Regions from separate parts of the Homo sapiens genome. Here all the other regions are linked to region 2. The links are chromatin loops, found by intact Hi-C in ENCODE. Cell type or tissue: HCT116. All regions are shown on one strand.

Region 1 (8,000 bases), 580 kb after region 2:
TGTGATGACTGATTTCCAGCAGCTGAAGGGAAGTCTTTTGGATTAACTTTTGTGATTGATTTGCTCTGGGTTCAGTCAGCCTGCAAGGCAGATGTGATGGTTGGAAATATAGAGTGTGTATCTTGGCGGATGAAAAACTCACTCATTCTCTTCCAGAGAGCAAGGTATTGTCATGACTTGGGGCAATAGTTCATCATATTAGAAACTAAGTTCCCTCCATGATATGAATATAGTTCTGCTTTCGTTTAAACTTTTAAGGAATTCACTCTCACTCCATTCCACCAATAATCAACTACCCCCTGTGAATTTTTCTCCTTTGAGGGTCATAATCTTCCCTGGTCAAACATAACTTCTGGCTTCACCACTTTGTCAGCAGTGAATGTGTATTCAAAAAATGATAACTAATTTACAATGACCCCAATAAACAATAATTGGAAGGTAAATCAGAGTCTGAAAAATGGTAACATATTCATACATCCTCAAATAAAACAGAATTGACTTTTTTCTATTCCCTACTATATAAAGATTTTGATGAAAATTTATCTAAGCTACTTAATTCTAAAGGACTCAACAAATTTTGGTTTGCTGGCCCTGTTCTATTTACTATTGTGGAGGTCCAGGTAAGCTCTGTGTCATCGGGTCATGTCTGGGCAAAAAGACCCAAGGAAAGTTGAGGTGATGGGTCCAACATCTTAGTCAAGGATGGAGTAGAGGCGGGATTTGAACCTAGACCTTCTAACTTCTAGCTCTTTCCCAAAGCAAACTTTTTCAATATCATTTTAATACACTTCTTAGTAAACAACATAGATTAATAATTTGGGGGGATTTATGTATTTAGATTTACTTAAAATCATTGGTTCAGTGTTAGTCTTATCCACCTGTTTAAATCATTAGTTAATTCATTATTAAACTCTTAATTGGAATTGATCCAGTGCTACAAATGAGAAAAATATGAAGAAAAGGATTTGCAAATAAGCAGCAGTCCAGATGTCTGCAGCATATGACATGTGGCTTGACTGTGAGTCATCATTGCCTATCTCTAGTAAGTTCTCACGTCATGATGAAAGTGATGCCAGCTCTAAGAAAATTGCACTAAAAGTAGAATTAAGATTATTAACATATTCAAGCCAGCATAGAGCACACTTGAGAAATGTGGTTTATGGGTCATGGAAAGCCAGAATTATGTAGAAGAGTGACGTAAGATTTGGGGGATGAGAGGGGCTACTTTAGATGCAAAGGGGACAATTAGAAGGCTACTGAGGTAATCCGGACAAAAAGTTGTAAATAAATCACGGTGGCAGTATGGTGAATAGTGGAGGGGGTGTATTTGAAGAAACTGGGGAGGCCGTGGGAGAGGCTGGCTAGTGAGAAATGGGCCGAAGGTGAAAGCAGCTTAGGGGCTGGTTTCCAGTTTTCTGGCACTGCAGACTGGGTGGTGGGAGGTGGCTTTCTCAAGAGGAGAGGTGAGTGGGAAGGAGCAGGGCTGCAGGGGAGGTCATGGTCTTGGGAGTGGTGCTCAGTCTGACTTGCACATAGGGGAGATTATTTTAGATTTCTGCAAGAAAATGGGGATTTCTTTTGGATTTCCGCAAGAAAATGTCCAGCATGTAGTCATATCAATGTGTCTGGAAAAAACAAACAAACAAACATGAGATTTAGCCCAAAAAAGAAAATGTGAGTCATCAGTATCTGGTGGAAATTGAAATGATGCAATTCTGAGGGAGAGATACCAAGGACAGAGCCAAGGAGGAACCTCTCCCCAGGATGCATCGCTTGAGGTCGGGATAGAAGCAGAACAGCCTTCAGGGAGGCTGAAAAGACACCGCGGCGAGGTGGAGGAAACCAGCAGGTGCGGCTTTGGGACACCCAAGGCAGGAGGGAAATGATGGATGACGAATGCCAACAGGGGTTATAGCCAAGTGAAACAAGGCTGCAAGCACACATGTGAATTGATAACCCAGTTTTCTCAGCTTGCTAAGGGTAATGAGGCAGTGGGGTGAGCAGTCAATGGAATAAGAACCAAACAGCAAATAAGAAAGTTAAAAAAAAAAAAAAAGGAATTTCTCAAACTGAGGGCTATAGGCCTTAGGAAGTCAAGGTTATTTCATTCAATCAATAAAACGATAATTCCCGAGCACCTACTATGTTCTACACATTGATCTAGAATCTGGAAATTTTGTGTTCACTCTAGGTGGAGACACAGACAATAAACAAGTGAACAAATTCATAACACAATGTAAAGGACTGACTAGAGCTAGGAAGGACATAAGGCCGTAAAAGGAATTAATATGGCTGGGGGTGATGTAGTCATATTAAAATATCTAAATCATTTACAGAAAGAAAAACCCAATATTACAAAGGTATTAACCCTGCCTACAACCAATCTATAAATTCAGTGCAATCCTATTCAAAATCCCAACATACTTCTGGGGGAAAACTTGACTAACTAAAATAAATGTGCTAACTAAAACACAAAGAGGGGAAAATAGCCTTAACAGATGTGAAAATGTATGATAAAGTTACTATGCTTTGCCGTAGCCACAGGGCCGTAATCTATGAAACGGAACTGGAAGACCCGTATGTATAAAAGAAATAAGAAAATGAAAAAGACGGCATTTTAGATCATTGAAGAAAGGATAGCTCATTCCAGAAATGATCCTGAGTTAATTGCCAATCTGTGCAGAAGAAAAAAAGTTATAGGCACTCTACCACCCTGATTCCTATCATTCGCCAAAATAAATACCAGTTGAAATAGAGGCAAAATTGTAAAAGAGGTGAAAATGTGAGAAAATATGTAAAAAGTAGAGAAGTTCTTAAACAGGCCATAACCATAAATTTTAAAAAGCAAGAGGCCATAAAAAATAAAAAGTAAAAATATAGAGGAAAATATTTCTAAATTAGACCCAATTAAAATTATGTAGAGTAGAGACAGTAGAGATAAAGCCCAAAGACAGGTACCCATTGGGAAGTATTAACGTCTGGAGATACTCAAGTTGCTGTTATCTCAACACAAGCTGAAAAAGACAGGAAACTCTGAAAATTGGGAGAGTGAGCTAAACTTAAGTCACAAGAGATATGGAGGCCCCGGACCAGGGCCACATGGATTACCAAGAGAAAACCACATGGGCAAGAATTTGGAAAGAGGCAATGGCAGAAAAACAGATAAAATTAGATCAAGAGCATCTTTCTGATCAATTGCTTCCTCCACAAGCCCATGTCAGGCTCTTCTTTATGGAGCAGCAGATTTGTGATGTGTGGATGGATCTGGGGGATTTCAGGGACAGGGCAGGATAGATGTGTGCAAGGTGCTGGCTTTCCCCAAGTAACCCTACGTTATGGCCCCACCATCCCAAAGGCCATTACCATGAAGAAGGCTTACTGGAGAGTTGACTGGTGGTTAGAAATTGGGGTTGCATGGTTTTAGATGCTAAGCTGGCTCCTTGACTAAACTACAAGCAACTTGAAAGCATGAATAGTGTCTTACATATGTTCCCAGGTCCTTCCATAATTTGGGATGCATTAAGCACTTAGTAAGCACTAGTTGAATAAAGGGGCAAATGAACACGGGAACCCCAGCATCCAATCCCTGCTTAACTCTTAAGGTATCTGGAACCTTGGGCAGTCGTGCAGGTCCCTTCCCTTTGACATGGCACCACCTGAAGGACAGTTTTAAAATGACAGCTGAAGCCTCTGAATATTTCCATGGAGTTGGTACTGCCAATTATAGCATCATCCAGGCTGCCCCTTTCTCATTTGCAGACATAGCACAGCACTGACTTGGAAAGATGTCAGTGGTGGAGAAGCTGACTCCACCTGTCAATGCCTGTCTCTGTGCACAGACAGGACTCCACAGCTCTGCATGTGCTAAGACCCAGTGTGGCGGAAGGAACTGCTGTTTGTTGTTTTTCTTCAGTAAAATGGTATGGGGGATATTCTTTGCTATGTTAGACTTAAGAGGTTGATCCCATATCTGGCAGATGGCATTCTCCAAAGGCGAAGCAACACACCTGAAGGTAATGTTCCAGTCCAGTCTCATAGTGATCTGAAGAAGAAGATAACTGGAATCAGGAGGTGTGGTGATTTACCAAATGAGCAGGTGTAGACTTTGAAAATCACTGATTTTAGAGTACATGACATTGCTATATGACAAGTTGACTATAATGATGTATTTGATTAGAAATAATCTTGCCAAAAGCAATTTGATCAATATTAATTACTTAGAAAACAAACTAAGAAATTGTAGAACTAGATAAAAAAATTCCATCTCCATATTTATATAAATATATTTATATACATATATTTATATAAAAATATATATATTTATATGTATATTTATATAAATATACATATATTTATACATATATTGATATATTTATATATACATTTATATATATAAATATATGTACACATTTATATATGTATACATTTTTATATAAATATATGTACATTTATATATTTCTACATTTATGTTTATATAAATGTACGTATACTTATACATTTATATATTTATATCAATGTACGTATATTTATATATTTATATATATTTATACCAATGTACGTATATTTATATATCTATATAAATATACCTGTATGTTATATAGGTATATTTACATATACGTATATGTTATGTAGGTATATTTATATAACATATTTAATATAACATATTTAATATATATACACATATTTACATATTTATATAAATATACATATATGTTATATGGGTATACTTACAAAACATGTTATATGGGTATATTAACATGTTATCTGGGTGGATTTACATAACATATGCTATATAGGTATATTTACATATACATACATGTTAAATATGCATATATGGATATTTACATATACATATATGTATATGTAAATATCCATATACCCATAACATATGTTATATATACCCATGTCTGTAAATATGCCCATAACATGTGTTATACATATATGTATATATGCTATATGTACATATGCATACATATGTATATTATATACATGTATATAATATACATGTGTATATATGCATACATATATATGCATACATATATACGCATACATATATACATATATTTACATGCATAGACATATCTATACATATATACATCCATAAATGCATATATATGTATATACATATATATGCATATATGTGTATACATGTACATGCATAAATGTATGCATATACATATATGTCTATACATATGTATATACATATGCATATATATGTATACATATGTATATACATATGCATATATACATGTATGTATATGTACATATATAATATAGGTATATGCATGTATGTATACATATGTGTACATGTGTATGCATGTATACATATGCATATACATACATGCATATGTATACATATATGTATGTATACATACATATATGTAGACATATATACATGCATATACCTATATTATATATGTACATATACATACATGTATATATATGCATATACATACATCTATATGTACATATATGTATATACATATGTATATCCACATATATACATGTATATGCCTGTATAGATGTATATATGTATAGCGTAAATATATGTATATTTACATATGCATATATACATATGTATGTATACATACATATGTACATGTATATAAATATATATGTATAGTATATATACGTATAACATGTTATGGGTATATGGGTATTATTTACATATATGTAAATATACCTATATAGTATATATGTTTTGTAAATCTACCCAGATAATGTATACATATATGTATACATCTATACGTATACATATATACATTGACATATATACACGTTATATATACATATATAACGTGTATATATAATACATATCTATATATAACATGTACATATTTGTACATGTAAATATACCCATATATTTACATATACCATATAACCTATGTTATATATACATATATGTAAATATACCCATATAACCTATGTATAAATATATCCATATAAAATTATATGTATATATAAATATAACTATATAACATGTTATGTAAATCTACCTATATAACATGTTATATACCTATATAACATATATGTATAAATATACCTACATTACATATATGTTATATAGGTATATTTATATATTAAATGTAGCTGTATAATATATATGTATATGTAAATATACCTATATAACATATATGTGTATGTAAATATACATATATAACATGTATATTTATATAAATATATGTATTATATTATGTTGTATAAATATACCTATATAACATGTATATGTAAATATACGTATATAACATATATTATATAAATATAACATGCGTTATATAAATATAATATATACCTATATAACATATACCTATATGACACATCTGTTAGGTAAATATACCTATATACCTATAGGTATATATACCTATATACCTATAGGTATATATACCTATATACCTATATACCTAAATATACCTATAGGTATATTTATTTACCTATATACCTATAGGTATATTTACCTATATACCTATAGGTATATTTACCTATATACCTATAGGTATATTTACCTATATACCTATAGGTATATTTACCTATATACCTATAGGTATATTTACCTATATACCTATAGGTATATTTACCTATATACCTATAGGTATATTTACCTATATACCTATAGGTATATTTACCTATATACCTATAGGTATATTTACCTATATACCTATAGGTATATTTACCTATATACCTATAGGTATATTTACCTATATACCTATAGGTATATTTACCTATATACCTATAGGTATATTTACCTATATACCTATAGGTATATTTACCTATATACCTATAGGTATATTTACCTATATACCTATAGGTATATTTACCTATATACCTATAGGTATATTTACCTATATACCTATAGGTATATTTACCTATATACCTATAGGTATATTTACCTATATACCTATAGGTATATTTACCTATATACCTATAGGTATATTTACCTATATACCTATAGGTATATTTACCTATATACCTATAGGTATATTTACCTATATACCTATAGGTATATTTACCTATATACCTATAGGTATATTTACCTATATACCTATAGGTATATTTACCTATATACCTATAGGTATATTTACCTAACAGATATGTTATATAGGTATATGTTATATTTATATAACATATATTTACTATATTTAAAATCCAATATATCAAATATAAATATATGTATATTTGGTATGTATCCAATATCCCAAATACACATATATTTATGGTATATTGGATATATTTATGGTATATTGGATTTTCCTCAACCTGTTGTGCATTTTTAAATATTTTCAAGTGAGAAAATGCTTTGGAAATTATGGCATTCTGGCAAATACCAAAAAATGTTTATTGCCAGATGATGCTCAAAGATAAAGAAACACATTAAAGCGTAGAAGAAAAGGAGAAATTAAGAATCAAAAAAATAAAAAATTTTGTCTACGGGAAAGAATATAGAAGAGTAATATTAAGACCACACACACACACACACACAGCAGGTTTGCAGATTTTTTCATTGGACATTTTTTTGCTTTATCTGTATTTGGTAGTTCTTCCAATAATCTAGTAAGGAAATGGACAGTTTCATTTACCTTATTTTAGAAATGAGAATAATGAAGGGTATGGAGTAAGCAACTTGCACTTTATACAGTTTTTAAGCACCAGACTTGAACTTATGTCCTTCACTATTCCTTCTATTGTATCATTCCAGATCTCCAAAATGGAAAAAGAACTAAACCAGAAGTCTGGACATTTGAATTTATGTCCTGGGTGTCTCTAAATAGAATACTTAACAGTACTTTTCTGGGCTCCTTACTTTCATTTGTCAGATATGGGAATAGAACTATTAGTATTTTGCAAAAATGTTTGGTAGCAAGAAACATTTCACACTGTGATACACACATGTAGCTGAAATGAAAGATTGCAAAACTCTGATATTTTTCTGGTCTAATCTATATTTTCTAAATGTTGGCCACGACCCATTAAATAGATTTCATGACCCACGAATTCATTACAGT
Region 2 (8,000 bases):
TGAAAGTAATAAAGCATTGGTATATGTGAAGGCTTTGTTTTCAATGAGTACAATATGACTCAAGGCCTTTTAATATCTTATGAATCAGCTGCTAGCTACATTCTTGTTTGGAATATTTTATTTGCATTGTCAGGAAGATGTAACTATTGACTAATAAAACAAAGAAAATAGAAAAAGCCAGAAGGGAAGGCTGAAAGAGCAATTACAGAGGGTGCAAGTCCATGGAAATGTAGAAAACAAATCTGGGATATGATCTGATTTATAATCAATATAGAATTATTGGCCGCATATTGAAGAGTACTATAAGCTTATACTAAAATGCTACGAACGATGTGTATTTTGAACAGGTGGCAGATGAGTAGATGGGGAGATGGAGGAGGTCATACTTCTGAAGCCTCTGTTAAGTGCCAGCCTCCCTCTCTGAAAGAGAAATTTAGTCTTTATAATATTTTGGTGGGTAGGGTAGGGGTAAGTTTTCTTAGTCCTTTTTTTTTAAACAGAGGAAACTGAAGAGGGTAAGGAAGAGGAAGAGACAGGGAAAAAGAGAGAGAGAGAGGGAAGAAGCAAAACTAATAATGGCAAAGCTGGGATCTAAGTCCAAGATCATCTGTCTTCCATGTACAGGCTCTCTCCACTCTAACATGCGGCCTCATGGTGCACATGTGCATCCAGCAGAACCATGGGGGTTTCCAAAGGCCTCTGGTGAATTTTGTAAAAAGATAATAACCACTGGCTTTTAGTAATGCCTTAGGGTAGCTCAAACTTCAATCAACACGAATGATTTTGACTCTTAAATAACATGAACATGAGAACATATATGTGCCATGTAACGTGATGCAGTGGTCTTAGACCTTTTTGGCACCAGGGACTGGTTTCGTGGAAGACAATTTTTCCATGGATGGGCAGTGGGGGATGGTTTTGGGATGATTCAAGTGCATTACATTTATTGTGCCCTTTATTTCTATTACTATTACATTGTAATATATAATGAAATAATTATACAACTCACCATGATGTAGAATCAGTGGGAGCCGTAAGCTTGTTTTCCTGCAACTAGATGGTCCCATCTGGGAGACAGTGACACCCAAAGTGTGTTGTTTATGTCCAGCCTACTCCATAATCTCATTTCGGTGGCTGTCACTGCAGAAAACCCTGCTTCCCAAAGATAGGGGGTTGTAGATGGAAGCAGGCTCTTCAGTGCTTTTGTGGCAATCTGAGGATATTCCCCTTTGACTTTAACCCAGAATGTATGGAGATTTGAAGTTGTCTCAAACATACTTATAAGGCCACCAGATGCAGCTGTATGATTGAAGTATATCAACTCACCTGTAAAGCCTGCCACCAGATGAAGCTTAATTGTCACTTGCCACTCACCCATAGGGTTTTGATATGAGTCTGCAAGTGATTTATTATGGTCTCTGTGCAGTCAGACCTCTCTGCTAATGTTCATCTGTATTTGCAGCTGCTCCCAGTGCTAGCATCACCACATCAGCTCCATCTCAGATCATCAGGCATTAGATTCCCATAAGGAGCACGCAACTAAGATCCTTGGCACGTACAGTCTGCAATAGGGTTCATGCTCCTATGAGAATCCAGTGCCGTCACTGATCTGACAGGAGGTGGAGCTGAGGCGGTAATGGGAGCAATGAGGAGTGGCCGTAAATACTGATAAAGCTTTGCTCGCTCACTGGACCACTGACATAATGGCTCTGCTACTCTCTAGCTGGTTATGTCAAACAGCTACGTAACTCCTCCAGCTCGTGGTTTTCTCATCTGCAAAGTGGGTATGATGACAGCAACTATCTCCTGGGATTCAATGAGGTTAAATTAAGACAAATGAACATCAGCACTTGGTACAGAGCCTGGCATGTAGTGTCGTATTGTTGTTGCTATTATCCCATTCCAAATATCCTCATCACTTTTTATTCTCAAACTTAGTTCCATTCAGGCCACAGTCACAATTCCTTCTATTTTCAACCCATTTTTAAAAATTAGCATTGGCATTGCTCATGAGCTTGCCCTGGCCCTCCTTTGCATTTTAGCCTTTTCTTCTGTTGCTAAATGATCCATGTTCCTTCAATCTTCCGTCCCATACATTATCTTTAGTCTCTGGCATCTCTACTATCATAAACTGTGGGAATGGAGTTTAGGGAAAACGTGCCCAGGCTCTAGAGTCAGACTGGCTGAGTTCAAGTTTGGGCTCCAACACTTACTAGTCAGGTATCCACAACCAGATGGCTTAATCACTCTCAGCCCCTCCCTCAGTTTCTTTGTCTATAAAGTGGGGACAATGACACTGCCTACTAAACATGCTTGCTGTGGGGTTAAATGAGGTAGGATACATAAAGCTCTTGGAAGAGGGCTTGGCACAGAGTATGTGCTCAATCAATGTTAACTGTTGTAATGAATTCCATAGCTTAAGGAATTGTGTCATTAGCAAGTGTACTCTATTGTTTGCTCAGATGCATTTGTATATTTTCTAGATTTTTTCATTTGTGCTATCCCTAAGGAATTGATTTCTGATTCGGCATAACTGCAAACCAAGAAAGGAATGAAAGGTGAATAAGAGCACTTAAACATTGGGGTCTTTCAGTTGCGTGAGCTGCTCTGTTTCCATTGGTTTAAAGACATAGAGAAAACACAGTTCCACTAACCATCCTGTGCTTGAGGAGTTTTTATGTAGGTGAGATCAGAGTGATGAATGATGATGGATGGATTCATTTCAAGTCCATTACAGAGCCAGCTTTACATGGACGTTTACATGGGATTCCTGATCATAGAGGCCACAGTCTAGTGAGGAATAGGAAGAGGGTGACACTTTTGCCTTCCTCCATTGCCATGCAAGCCACCCAAGCACCACAGAACAGAGAAATGGCTTCAGTTCAGTGTAAGGATGAATTTGCCAAGAGGAGTCAAAGGTGGAATGAGCTATCTCTGGAGGGAGTGAAGAGTGAGGTGTTCAAGCAGACTGCATGGTCATTTGTAGGGATAATGATAAGGTTTGGCTGTGTCCCCACCCAAATCTCATCTTGAATTACAATCCCCATAATCCCCATGTATTGAGAGAGGGACTCAGTGGGAGGTGATTGGATCATGGGAGCAGTTTCTCCCATGCTGCTCTCGTGATAGTGAGATCTCACCAGATCTGATGGTTTTATGAGGGGCTCTCCTCCTTCGCTTCACACACACACACATGCTCTCTCTTTCTCTTTCGCTCTGTCTCTATTGCCACCATATAAGACATGCCTCTTCCCCTTCGGCTGTGATTGTAAGTTTCCTGAGGCCTCCCCAGCCCTGCGGAACTGTGAGTCAATTAAGCCTCTTTCCTTTATAAATCAATTACCCAGTCTCGGGTATGTCTTTATAACAGTGTGAAAACAGACTAATATAGATAATGTAGAGGGGAGTTGGGCATGAGAGAGATGGCAGACCAGGTGACCTTTGTGGCTCATTCAACCTAAGAATCTAATTAAATTCAGGGAAACTGGGTTTGATCCCTTGGAGAACGCTTGGATTTGCTGTATGTGTTTGAACTGACCACTCTGTGTTTTCTCCCATCTGGGAATACTGGCACTTCTTGCTTAAGTTAGAAGTTACAAGTTAATAGCTTATGCCTGTGGTGTTAAATATCATCAAACTTTTGTATAATTTATTCTTTCTTTCCAATGGAGCCAAGACAATATCAAGATCTTTGTACTTACTTTTCCTGCTGTCTGGAGCTCTCTGTTCAAATGCCACTTCCCTGACCCACTTTCATAAAAAACGTCATCCTCCCCCAACACCATACTTGTCATTGTCACTTCCTGTACCTCCCCCTGCTTTTACTCTTTTCCATGGCACTGACATCCACATGACATATTAGATATTCATTTCTTTGGTGTTGATCTGTCCTTGATGAACTATAAGTGTCATGGAACAGGGCTTCATCTGTCTTGTTCACTGTATTTCAGATCCTACAACAGTGCCTGGCACACATCTGGTCCTCAGTAAATATTTGTTGAATGAGAAAAATGTAAGCAGAGATTGGTTTTTATTTTTCATTAATCTTCCTCTATATCTAATTTATGTAAGTTTCTCTTCAAAAAATTGATTGAAAAATCTTTTGAGTTTCCCCCATCCCCAAGGTATGAAATTAAAATGAAAATCTTCAAGAATTCAGCAACGATATCCATTTCAGAGGCACTTACAAGGGTTAAAAAAAATCAATCTTTAAAGGGATAAGAAAAAAACCATAGTGCTATATTAAAAACTGGTTTAAGTGACTCATTTTAAGAAAAGGAAGCAATGTTACTTTTCAAAGAAACATGTAAGTACTCTTTATGTCTAACATTCAAAGGATGAATGATTTGATAAGAATACAATTCAGCTTATTTGTAGCTAGGGCTTCTAAGCCATCATCTATAATCAAATATAGTAAGAACCAAATTCTTCCCTTACTACTGATATCTGTATTCTTCAACGTTCTTTATTTAAAAAAATAAAATAAACAACAACAAAAAACTATCTAAAAAATCTAAAAGCAAGTCAATGTCTGTTTCCAGTAGATGGCACTGCAAATCAAGTCTTTGTAGATCTACTAACTATCACTTCTTTGATCATGATAATAATGATTTATTCTGTACTAAGATCATCTAAAGCAGCTTACACAGTGAAAACAAATAGGATGGCGATGCTGAAGCTACATGAAAGCTGAGATAGTCCAGCTCCCTAATACTGGTATCTCTCCTCTTGTATACCATAGCCGGGCACTTATTAAGGTAGTGGGTGAATGTAACAAATTGTCCACTGTGCTTATTCATGGAAGTGCTTTTTCATGTGGGATTTTTGGTCGCTTGTTTTAGTTTGTTTAGTCTATTTTGCAGTATAAATTCAATGGGACTCTTGATGCTTTTACATGGTGTCAAATTCAACCTCATTCAGGCCAGTTATCATTCACAGAGGAAATACTGCTCTAGGGTCACAGACCCACATCTCTGACCTGCACTGTGTTTATGGTTGTTTGTTGAGGCATGATCTTGCTCTGTCACCCAGGCTGGAGTGCAGTGGCATGATCATAGTTCACTGCAGTCTCTACTGCCTGGGCTCAGGCAATCCTCTTGCCTCAGCCTCCCGAAGAGTTGGGGCTACAGGTGCATGCCACCATGCCCAGCTAATTTTTATTTTTTGTAGAGACAGGGTCTGGATATGTTGTTCAGGCTGGTCTCCACCTCCTGGGCTCAAGTGATCCTCCTGCCTCAATCTCCCAAAGGGCTGGGATTACAGGTGTGAGCTACTGCACCCAGTTGGGGTGTGTGTGTTTTTGCCAATAGATACCCTCAGTCATAAAGGGGTAAAATTAGAAAGTGTAAATGGTTCCAGACAACTCAAGTTCCACAAGAAAAAACCGAGATGCAACCTGTGTTTCAATGACAGTGACAGTGGATGAGGACTCAGCTTTATGTGTAAAGAAATATACATTTAAAACATATTTTCAAACCATTTAAAAGGGATATTACACATAATACAGACTAGGAGTTATGAAATGTTATCATATATGTAAAAAATACCTGGAATAGTGTCTGGAGCAAAGTAGATACTAAATAAATCCTCTGTCTCATTTTTGCTGTCTTTAAAAGGGCCTGAGAGCCAGTCCCTGCTCGGTAACTCTGTCCTTTAAAAGGCCTCTGTCATTTAATCTCTCTGGACTGCAGCTCTCAAAAGGGCTGGAACTGAGGCCACAAAGTCTAAAATATTATGCCTAATACACAGTAAGATTCACAAATGAAGGGCGTGATACCATGCATCCAGATGTACAAGCCAGCAGCCACAGAAGTTGGGAATGAATTTTGTCATGATGTTCTTCTCAGTGGAGAAAGAAGCCATTAGTCAAAACTGGAACATCCACAAGCAAACCACGTCGGCTCTTTCAATAAATGTCCTAGGAGAGTTCAGACCTCATGTCCTTTTTTTTTTTTTTTTTTTCTCTTGAGACAGAGTCTCGCTCTGTGGCCCAGGCTGGAGTAAAATGGCGCGATCTCGGCTCACTGCAACCTCTGCCTCCTGGGTTCAAGCAATTCTCCTGTCTCAGCCTCCCGAGTAGCTGGGATTACAGGAGCATGCCACCACACCTGGCTAATTTTTTTTTTTTTTGTATTTTTAGTAGAGATGGGGTTTCACTGTGTTCCCTGGGCTGGTCTCGAACTCCTGAACTCAGGCAATCCACCTGCCTTGGCCTCCCAAAGTGCTAAGATTACAGGTATGAGCCATCACGCCCGGCCTTCATGTACTTTTAAAAATATGCCCTGTACCCTATTATTTTTTTCTCTTGTTGTCAAGGAAGCTTGAAATTCCTTCAAATTATACAAGAGTCAATCGCAATAGTGTGTTTCTGAAATTTCTATAAATGTATGAGAAGGTGCTCTCTTAGGTGGTGATATTTTTTGAACCAATACACATCACTACACTCACTGAGAACTCTAGTTATTTTCACAAGCCATCTCAATAACCCCAGGCTTTTCTCAGAAGGACTGTCATAGATACACTCACCAGAGCCCCCACACTTTTATGGGCAACACAAAACTCATACAGTAAATGCAAAAACACAATAATAATCAAAAGAAGGCAAAAATATGACCTGAATGGTACCTTCACTGAAGGGCAGTGAGGCAAAGAAGGCCCTAATACCCTTTCCCTACAAATTCCTTTACTTAATTCTTTTTTATCTTCTGTGACCTCAGAATTTGATTGCTATATCAAATTGGCAGAATACCATATAAAGCAATTTATGGCTTTGAGGTGGGGTAGATTGCTTAGCACTGTTTAGGTCTGAAAGGACCTCACAGAACACCTAGTCCAATCCCCTCATTTTACCCAAGAGGAAAGAACGGCTCAGAGAGGTCACTGGACTTACAGAGGTCACACAGATAATTAGCGATGAAGCAGTGACTGAGGTCACTGGACTCCCAATACATTAACCATTAAGTGCTTTAATTGGGGATAGAAGATAAGGAAAAAAGGTGAAAAAATAAAAGACAGAGTGTATTTAGATTTACTCTTTGTGACCTTAGGATCCTGATGGAAAAATACTATCTTATGTAGCCTAAGAAAAAACAAGTTTTGGTTTCAAGGCTCCAGTAAAGAGAAGGTTGTACAAATTCTTCAAATATTTGGTTCTGGCCTCTTTTTCTCCTCCTTCTGCTTTCCTGTTAGGCTAGTATGTCTAATGGTTCATTAGGGAGTCTCTATATTAAGAAAGCATAATGGTTTATCTTCTATTTTCTTTGGTTCATTTCCTTTTCCCAGTGGGAAGTGATAACTTAAACATGGACTAGGTATGTACAAATTGAACATTTTTCTTGGGTACGACTAATGCAACAAGATTTAAGTAATCACATGTCCTAAATATAAAGAGAATAAATAGTACACATATAATTTTTCAACTCCTCTGCAATAGTTTTTGTGATGTAATGCTTAGGAATATAAGGAAAATGAGACAAAAACTTTTCAATTGTTATTTTATATTTCTAATTTGTGCTGTATCATTAGACAAATGGAATAGCATCTAAATATTTTACAATTAACCAATTAGCCCCATTTATGTTAAAGAATTCCAAAGTCCCTGTGAAGGGATAACTTGATCTGTAGAGTGATGAAATTCATGGCTTAAGCAAAGTTTAGGAGTGAAATAATATCTATAGTTAGTGTGATCAAAGGCTTATTTTGGCCAAGATTTTTAGTAAATATTAACAGTATAGAGAAAAATCTTGTGTTGATAATGAGATTTTCATGACCCTGTTTGAGCTGGAGTGCATAAGCCTTCTTTACTTTAAAAAAGCAGTCACAATTTTTGTCAGTGCGTTATCCTTTGCTGACTATGTGGAATTTTTTCCTACCTTTAATTGATTTAGGGTGCAACCTACATCTGGGTATATATCCCTAAAGTGTCTGGTTCTGAAATAAAAATGAAAGTGGAAAGGTATTGAAGTGGGATGAAGGGGCCACTTGAATTGCCTCAGGGAATC
Region 3 (8,000 bases), 300 kb after region 2:
GTATATAGTGCTCACATAGACATTTTTACTGTTTCATTTCTCTTTTCTCCAATTTGGATCATTATTCCTTTAAAATGCTTCCCTTTCAAAGCTGGCTGTTTGACTTCTTTTCCAAATTTGGTATAATTGAAGCAAGCAATATCACTTCAGACTGCACCTGTTCTGGAAGATGTGTGATATGAATCCTTTTTTGTAATGAATGGAAGGGATTTAATGTGGATTGCTTGCTCATGGTGCACCACATGCTGCACTGAGGCTTTTGTTGAATCCTATCATTACTTCTTATCAAGTTATCACTAGGTTCAATTTTACTGCTTTTATTTTAGAGATGAAGAAATTAAAGCTCAGAGAATGTAGGTAATTAAGGAATGAATTAGGTACACAGACTCCTAGGTGACAGTCCTAGCATTAAACCCTGTCAATGTGGGACATCAAACACATTACTGAACCTTCTCCTTGAGTTTCCCATCTGTAAATTCTGCAAAGGTGTCTGCTGCTACTGACTCTTGTATATTTACTCAGATGAGTGATTATAGAGGGGAGGTTTTGACTGTGGTGATGCCATCTGTTTCCCTGACATGGATCTAAGTTTTGCTCATCAGTCAACAAAGTCTTTCTCCAGTCCCTTTCCCTCGACTGAGGTTTTGGGTGTGATGAACTTCATGATAGTGGACATTTGTAGCCCCGAGGAAGTATAGCTCAAACTAGCCCTCAAAGCAAGTCATGGGAAAGCCATTCTCATTCTGAATCCAAAGAAAGAAAGAAATGTGAAAAACCCATTCAAGAACGGTCTGCTAGTTTATTTGGAAACTTCAGATGGCTGTGTAGTCTGTCTGGGGAGCTGTCAGCTAACGGAATAAAACCCTCAAAATTGCTCTATCACTGGCCGACAAAGCTGAGTGAACATATGATGGTTTGAACAGGAAGCGTGTCTTGATTCCAAACGGTTGCTTGTGAGCATTAGTCATTTTTCATTATTAATGCAAATAAACATTATGTGTATGTGTATGCATTTATTTCTCAGCTGATGGCAAGACTGAAGCTTGGGATTAGAAACTGCGAGTTGATGTAAATTCTCAAGACTTCTGTACACAATGGGGGTAGTGTATTGATTGTGATGGGGCTGGTTAATGATGATGACTAGCAGAGATTCTCTTAAAGGGAACTTTTTAATAGCACTTGTGTATTACAAACCCATGAAAGTCATCTAGAAAACCTGCTGCAAAGTGGTAACCAGTGGAACACAATCTGACACAGCAAACAAATTCAAGTGTGTGCCATTGTCAAATGGCACCATTTTGAGACATATAAATGACAGGGCAATTAATGTCTTGGAACAGCCGCTTTGTAAGATTAAGGGAAGTGATTGCCTTACCCTACAAATAGATAAATTCATGGAAGGGTCCAGGTGTTGGTATTTGGAAGAAAGAATGAAAATATGTTTCTGTTTAACTCTCTAATCTTTATCAGGTGGAATCATGGGTCGTAGCAGGGGTGTGTTTGGAGTAGGGGAGAATTTGAAGCCTATTTTAGATTAGACTTCACAAAATTTCCAATATCAAACTGGTAGCACGTATCTTTTTTACTCTATTCTCATGGAGTCGATTGGCTCCTAGAAAGAACAGCAGGTGTGTGACTCAATTACAAAAATTCCCTCTTCACAGGGCACTGTTTTATATACATTGTGATCCAACTCTGAAAAAAAGGGATTGAAGTTCCATCAAGTAATTGATGAAACCATCTACATTTCTGCCTCTTTCAAATGATCTTTTACATTCTCCCTTCTTTCTAAAGTTATGTGAGGAGTACAGCCTTATCCCAGAAGCACATATATTTCTTCTCAATGGCTCAGTAATTATGTTGAGGAAGTATCAATACTGCCCGACAAAATGTCTCCATCAGATGCCATTACTAGAGTCCACTTTTAGTAATTAATTCATCACTACTTACGAGGTTGGCTGACCTAGAAGGTAATATTTTCCCCATCTAGGAAAGTAAATATTGTTGAATGACTTAAAATCTTTCAACAGCTTCCCAGGTATGTAGGAAATGGCCAAGAGCCTTGGCCCATAAAGCTTCCCCAACACCATTTCCCACCACTTGTTCACTTTACTCCCATGATCCTGCCTTTTCTTTTCCAGTGCCCTGAATGAATCAACCTCTCCCTGCCACAGGACCTTTGCACACGCAATTCTCTGCCTTCTTGGCTTCCTTTGCATAGTTAATTCTTATACATCCTTTAGATCTTAGTTCAAAGGACACTTTTCTGGAGAAGTCTTCTTTGATGCTATTTCCCTGCCCACCGAGACCAGATGAAATTCTTCCGTGATGCATCCTCATGATCCAGTGTTACTTTCTTTTAATGTACTTACCTTATAGGTTTAACAAGTTGATTGTTTGCATAAGACTGTAAGCTACATAAGAGGAGGGACTGTGGTAGTACATACAGTGGCTTAATAAATGTATTTTTAAAGGACTGAATGAATAAAAGACTTGACCAAGAGTCAGCAGGGGCCTCCGTCATTGGTATTTTCTCTCTGCCATCAGAATAGTTAAGTCTCAGATGTAGCTGCTCTTCCAGCTGGCTCCTGGAATCGAGAACGCACAGAGCAGAGCTGGATCGTCAGATCCATGGCACACAGCATGAGTGAGGATAACCCTCTGTGACTGCAGGCCACCAGGGTTTGGGGTTGCTTGTCACTGTGGTGCAACTTAACATAAGACGACTGGTAAACTCTACCGCCAATGCAGTGGAACAGAAAGAACCTGAGTTTTTAAATCAGACAGACCTACATTCCAGTCTTTTGTTTTGTTTTGTTTTTTTCTTGAGACGGAGTCTCGCTCTCTTGTCCAGGCTGGAGTGCAATGGCGTGATCTCAGCTCACTGCAACCTCTGCCTCCCAGATTCAAGCAATTCTTCTGCTTCAGCCTTTTGAGTAGCTGGGATTACAGGGGCCCACCACAACGACTGGCTAATTTTTGTATTTTTTTAGTAGAGATGGGGTTTCATCTGGCTAATTTTTGTATTTTTTTAGTAGAGACAGGGTTTCATCATGTTGGACCAGGCTGGTCTCAAACTCCTGATCTCAGGTGATCTGCCCGCCTGGGCCTCCCAAAGTGCTGGGATTACAGGCGTGAGCCACTGTGCCTGGTCACATTCTTTTTTTGGCATCAAGAATATCCTTATAAAAAGAAAATTCCTTCACATCTAGGAATCTCGGTGTCTACACATGTAAAATGAGGGTTAGCATGTCAACCTTGCAGGGTCGTTGTGGGGACTAGTGATGAAGTAGTATCATACTTGTTGCAGAGCAGGCCCTCAATTATGGTACTCTAATTATATTATTGTTAATGTTACATTTTTGTCGTTGTTGAAATGCCACCTATATCCCCAAGGCTATGACATTAATTGTGTCATACAGGTTTGTTTGTCTTGGTATCTCAAACAGAACAAATCAAAACTCCTAGTAAACTTCCCTGAAGAGCTCAGTAGACTTCATTTCCCATTAGGGAGCATCGAAGGTCACTGCGCATTGCTGCCCTCTAGAGGTGTCGGGTGAGAAGACCCCCATCCCCCCATAAAGATCAGAGAAGCAATAGATTTCTGATCTGAGCAGCTGTTGCCACAGGAACGACGGAAGCTGTTATAAATATAACAGTGATAAAAGCTGCTGTTTATTGAGTGCTCGTCATGTACCAGGTGCTATGCATAACTTATTGCATCTTCACAACATTACGAATCAGGGTCTACTGTATACTAATTTCACAGTTCAGAAAAGGGAGGTGCAGAAGCATTAAATCACTTGCCCAAGAAGATGCAACTATTATGGGGAGAACCTGAACTCAAACCTAGGGCTGGCTGACTCTAAGAAGCCCACTCTTGGACGGACGTGGTGGCTCACACTTGTAATCCCAGCAGGCCAAGGTGGGCGGATCATGAGGTCAGGAGTTCGAGACCAGCCTGGCCAACACAGTGAAACCCTGTCTCTACTAAAAATACAAAAATTAGCTGGGCGTGGTGGCGGGCACCTGTAGTCCCAGCTACTCGGGAGGCTGAGGCAGGAGAATCACTTGAACCCGGGAGGCGGAGGTTGCAGTGAGCGGAGATCGCATTACTGCACTCCAGCCTGGGCGACAGAGCGAGACTCCGTCTCAAACAACAACAACAAAACAAAACAAAACAAAACAAAACCCACTCTTAACCATCACACGATATTGGCTCTCACAGGCATGTCTGTAAGTCTGCAAAATCTGCTAGAAAGATATTGCCAACCAAAAATAAAAAAAAAACAACGTTGTTTGCTCCTACCCTGTTCCTTCCCTTTATGAGCAAATAATTCTTCTAAAAGCCAATGGGGATTCTATGTTGCAGAAACAAACATACAAAAAACCATATTCCTTGATCCTAACAGAAAAGAATAATAAAGCAGACTCTTTCTTGGCCCAGGTTGAAGAGTGAGTGTGTAAGGTCCCATCTTTCCTCATGGCCAGCATGGCTGCTCCTGTAATTATTTTGAAAGAGAAATCATCAGGCTTAGGTAGCGGTTGCAAGAATGAGCCTGAGGTGAGGTTGCCCGTTGGCCATTCTGTTACTATAATGATTTCAGCACTTATGAAAGAGACTAATGACTGAAATTGCTATCAACATTTGCAGCCAAAAGACTACATGTTGGAAATTGGATTTTCCTCTCTTCTTGCTAATGAGCTTTTCTCTCAAGGTGCTGATGCCTGGAGTGTACAGGAAGATTGGCAATTCTCTTTCTGTGTTTTACACGCCCGAATACCTGTACTGAAATTCAAGCAACACCTTTGTGATAGGGGATGGTTATATGAAACCATAAAAATATTGTTAGAGTAAGTGGCTCAGCTGGGCACACCTAAAAAACGTAAGAAGTGGAATCTTTAACTGGACAAATTACAAAATGTTTTCAAGTGGGTGTATGTATGTCAGGTTGTTCCAGTGCTGCAGTCGCTATGACCAGAAATAAAAGAGTTCTTTTTGTTTGTTCCTTTCGTGGCCTTGACGACGTTCTCGGGAGAAGCAGCTCAATAGTCAATATCAGATGGTTCTAGAAGAGTTGCTTCATAAGTACCACTGCTGTGATCTTTTCTGTAGGTTCCCATGACAATGCTATAGGGGCTTTGTTTGTTCATGGGAACTTGAGGAACACAGGGAATTCTTGTTCAATAATGAACGCAATGCGGCTTGGAAAAGACTCTTGGTAGACACGAACAAAAAAGTATAGCCAGAGCAGCCTTCAGAAATCATTCCTGCAGTTTTTGGAAGCGTTTCTCAAGGTCTGAATGGAGGCTGTGAAGGTGAGTCATGAATCGTAACAGCATTTCAACATGCTGATTCCTTGCTACTAACAAAGCGTGTGATAAGAATTTGGTGAGTCTTGTTGGCCAGTCTCCTCCAACTTTAGAGCTGCTCAGCTGGAGGGCTCCTGGGTAATCCACCCCACCCTATCGGCCTGGCAATTTGCTTGAAGGTGATAAGGTATACTGGTGACAACATTGATAAAGTTCTTCACCAGAAATTTTCCAAACTCAACCGAAATAAATATAGGCTGCTTTTCAGAAAAGATAGCGTCTGATAATCCAGGTGTTACAAATGATGGTGAAAAGTGGCAGTTTTCACAGTAGACATCTGGGGGTGGGAACGGGGATGTAAAACACGAAGAGCCATTTTCAGATCCACAGCAGCAGAGACTGCCATGATCAGCGTCCTGCTAAATCAGTGTGGATTCCTAATTAAATCTTCTTGACTTCCATGATGATAGCTAGGTTTCTTCATCAACTTGGGTTTGGCAGATCCTTCCTGCTGAAGCTCTCGCAGGGCCTTCCAGTACCCCCTGACATTTATGACCAAGTCTACCTCTCATTCCTCAGTGGGGTTTTCAGTTTACCTATATGTGCTAATGTAGTCTACACAAAGTTGGCCTTGAAGAAATAAAAGAACCCTAGCTATTTTGAAAAGTGAATTTATGGGCCAGGCACGGTGGCTCACGCCTGTAATCCCAGCACTTTGGGAGGCTGAGGCAGGCAGATCACCTGAAGTCAGGAGTTTGAGACCAGCCTGACCAACATGGAGAAACCCTGTCTCTACTAAAAAAATACAAAATTAGCCGGGCGTGGTGGCGTGCACCTGTAATCCCAGCTACTCAGGAGGCTGAGGCAGGAGAATCACTTGAACCTGGGAGGCAGAGGTTGCGGTGAGCCGAGATTATGCCATTGCACTCCAGCCTGGGCAACAAGAGCAAAACTCCATCTCAAAACAAAAAAAAAAAAAAAGAAAGAAAAGTCTAGGAACCTCTGGCTGTGGCTGTCACCAAGCCCTCTGCAGACAGGAGGCCGGGAGAGGTGAAGAACAGCAATCAGGGTGGCAATGAAAGCCATGAGTGCAAACAGAGCGCTCACCCTGGAGAGCCTCCTGCTCTGTGCCGGGCACTATTCCCAGTGCTTTGTACAGACTCGCTCATTCAATCCCTGCAAAAATCCTCTGAGGGGAGCACTTAAGAGCCTCTCATTTTCCAAAAGAAGAAACTGAAGGATAGATCTCTAGAACCCTGAAGTTCCTGTGTTCTCATTAACAATTCTATGACCTACTTTAGTTTTGAATGTAATTCCACAGCAGATGGCTGGAACGTGGTCTGGGGGATTAAGCGAGGTAAGAATGTTCTCTACTTCTTACTCACCGCTGGGTTCTCCTCTGAGAAGCTTTCGATGGCCGGCCCTGGCTATTATTGACTGCGCTTGCTTTTCACTCAGATCTTATTCCACTCAATTTAGGCTGCAGAGGCTGTACATATTCTTTGAAAATCACTCTCTGTCATCTCCATGCTAACACCCAAGCGACACAGTCTGCACAAAGATTCATCTGGTGAGCCTGAGGATTTGTACGTATTGTGTTGACGCTGAAAAACGGGGCCCTTTCATTTCCTTCTCCATCCTACTTACTTATTGTGAGTAGATTTCCCAGTGTGAAAATTCGTTTCAATATTTATTCCGTGCTCGAAGCTTTACTATTGTGTTCTGAAAGTTGAAGAGTGTACTTCTCCTTCTCTTCCCTTGTAGGTGAGCATGGAGCTCAGCCTCCCCACACATCAGTGAAAAGAAATCCCCCCAAACATACATTTTAAAAGAAACCCTTGAAATATGTTTAGAATAATATTAAACCTTAGCAAAAACTTTATCTATAAATGTTTATGTCATGGTGTGTTTTTCTCTTGACAAACTGTTACTAGTGTTTTTGTCATGTCTGAGAATTGGCATTGAGGACACTTCTTGTTCTTTCCAAAATGCAGTAAAGTTCACCACCTCTCCAAGAACAATGGGTGACCTAGAAAGCTGGGAATTCTGTTGCAGTGGGCCACCCCTTCTGAAATGATTATGATAGCAAGTTTTCGTTATTGTTTTATTCAAAATAAATCTCTGGCTTGAGTTATACCCTGTTGCCTTGTACTAGGCAGGTAAGACAAAAAAGATGCAAATCTGTCTGTTCACAAGAGGTTGGCCCCAGTAGTTAAATTTAAGGCACTGATGGTGTTCGATGCAAGACTGTTTCTTGGTCTATATATTTTCATGTGATTGTGAGTAATTCATTTACTGTTAAATGCTTAGTGCTCCATGCTCTTTTCAGGGATAGTTCAACACGGACACACATTATGACGACCATATGTTCTGAATTGTCTGAGTCACGTTTATTTAAAATGCTTTGTTCCATTGTTTCAGAAGTAATGTGAACTTCAGAAAGCACTTGATCTGATTTTGGGGTCTGAAAATATAGAAATCATAATCAATAACCCAGAAAAGTATATACTGTTTCCCATTTAAAAAGAGGAATTTCAGGTTAAAGATGATTCTGTTCTTACTTGTGTATGCCCCTTGACTGATGATCATTCCTTGCCCTGATTGAGGATTTATGGTGGTTAATAGTTATAAGCACTTCGACCATCCTTAGCTTTTTTGATTCTTGCAACATCCCTAGGAGATTGTTC

Evidence for each region. Hi-C counts contacts between places; a loop is a spot of excess contacts. Peaks named below come from ENCODE experiments on the same cell type or tissue, not always from the same donor. Only the 100,000 strongest peaks of a DNase experiment are listed, where the experiment ranks them.
Region 1: a loop joins it to region 2, with 10 times the contacts of the local background. A loop is called at or near these places in 21 of 110 quality-filtered maps.
Region 3: it touches region 2 in a loop (5-fold over the local background); 61 of 110 quality-filtered maps call a loop at or near these places.

Annotation. Positions count from the first base shown.
Region 1 is chr10:6,834,016-6,842,015 of GRCh38, reverse strand. LINC00707 (long intergenic non-protein coding RNA 707) reads right to left here. Exons shown (of 5, transcript NR_038291.1): 4 at 4,008-4,042; 5 at 1-1,625. The region is part of intron 3 of LOC105376387 (a long non-coding RNA gene); the gene reads left to right. Among named protein-coding and RNA genes, the nearest start is that of LINC00707, 58 kb to the right of the region's middle. In HCT116, a CTCF peak has its summit at 3,651; a DNase peak (open chromatin) is centred at 3,666.
Region 2 is chr10:7,413,810-7,421,809 of GRCh38, reverse strand. No RefSeq gene overlaps it. Among named protein-coding and RNA genes, the nearest start is that of SFMBT2, 6.8 kb to the right of the region's middle. In HCT116, a CTCF peak has its summit at 4,538 (motif pointing right); a DNase peak (open chromatin) is centred at 4,529; H3K27me3 peaks cover 2,204 bases.
Region 3 is chr10:7,116,950-7,124,949 of GRCh38, reverse strand. LOC105376387 (a long non-coding RNA gene) reads left to right here and starts at 6,481. Exons shown (of 5, transcript NR_188183.1): 1 at 6,481-6,670. In HCT116, a CTCF peak has its summit at 3,548 (motif pointing left); a DNase peak (open chromatin) is centred at 3,519; H3K27me3 peaks cover 1,162 bases.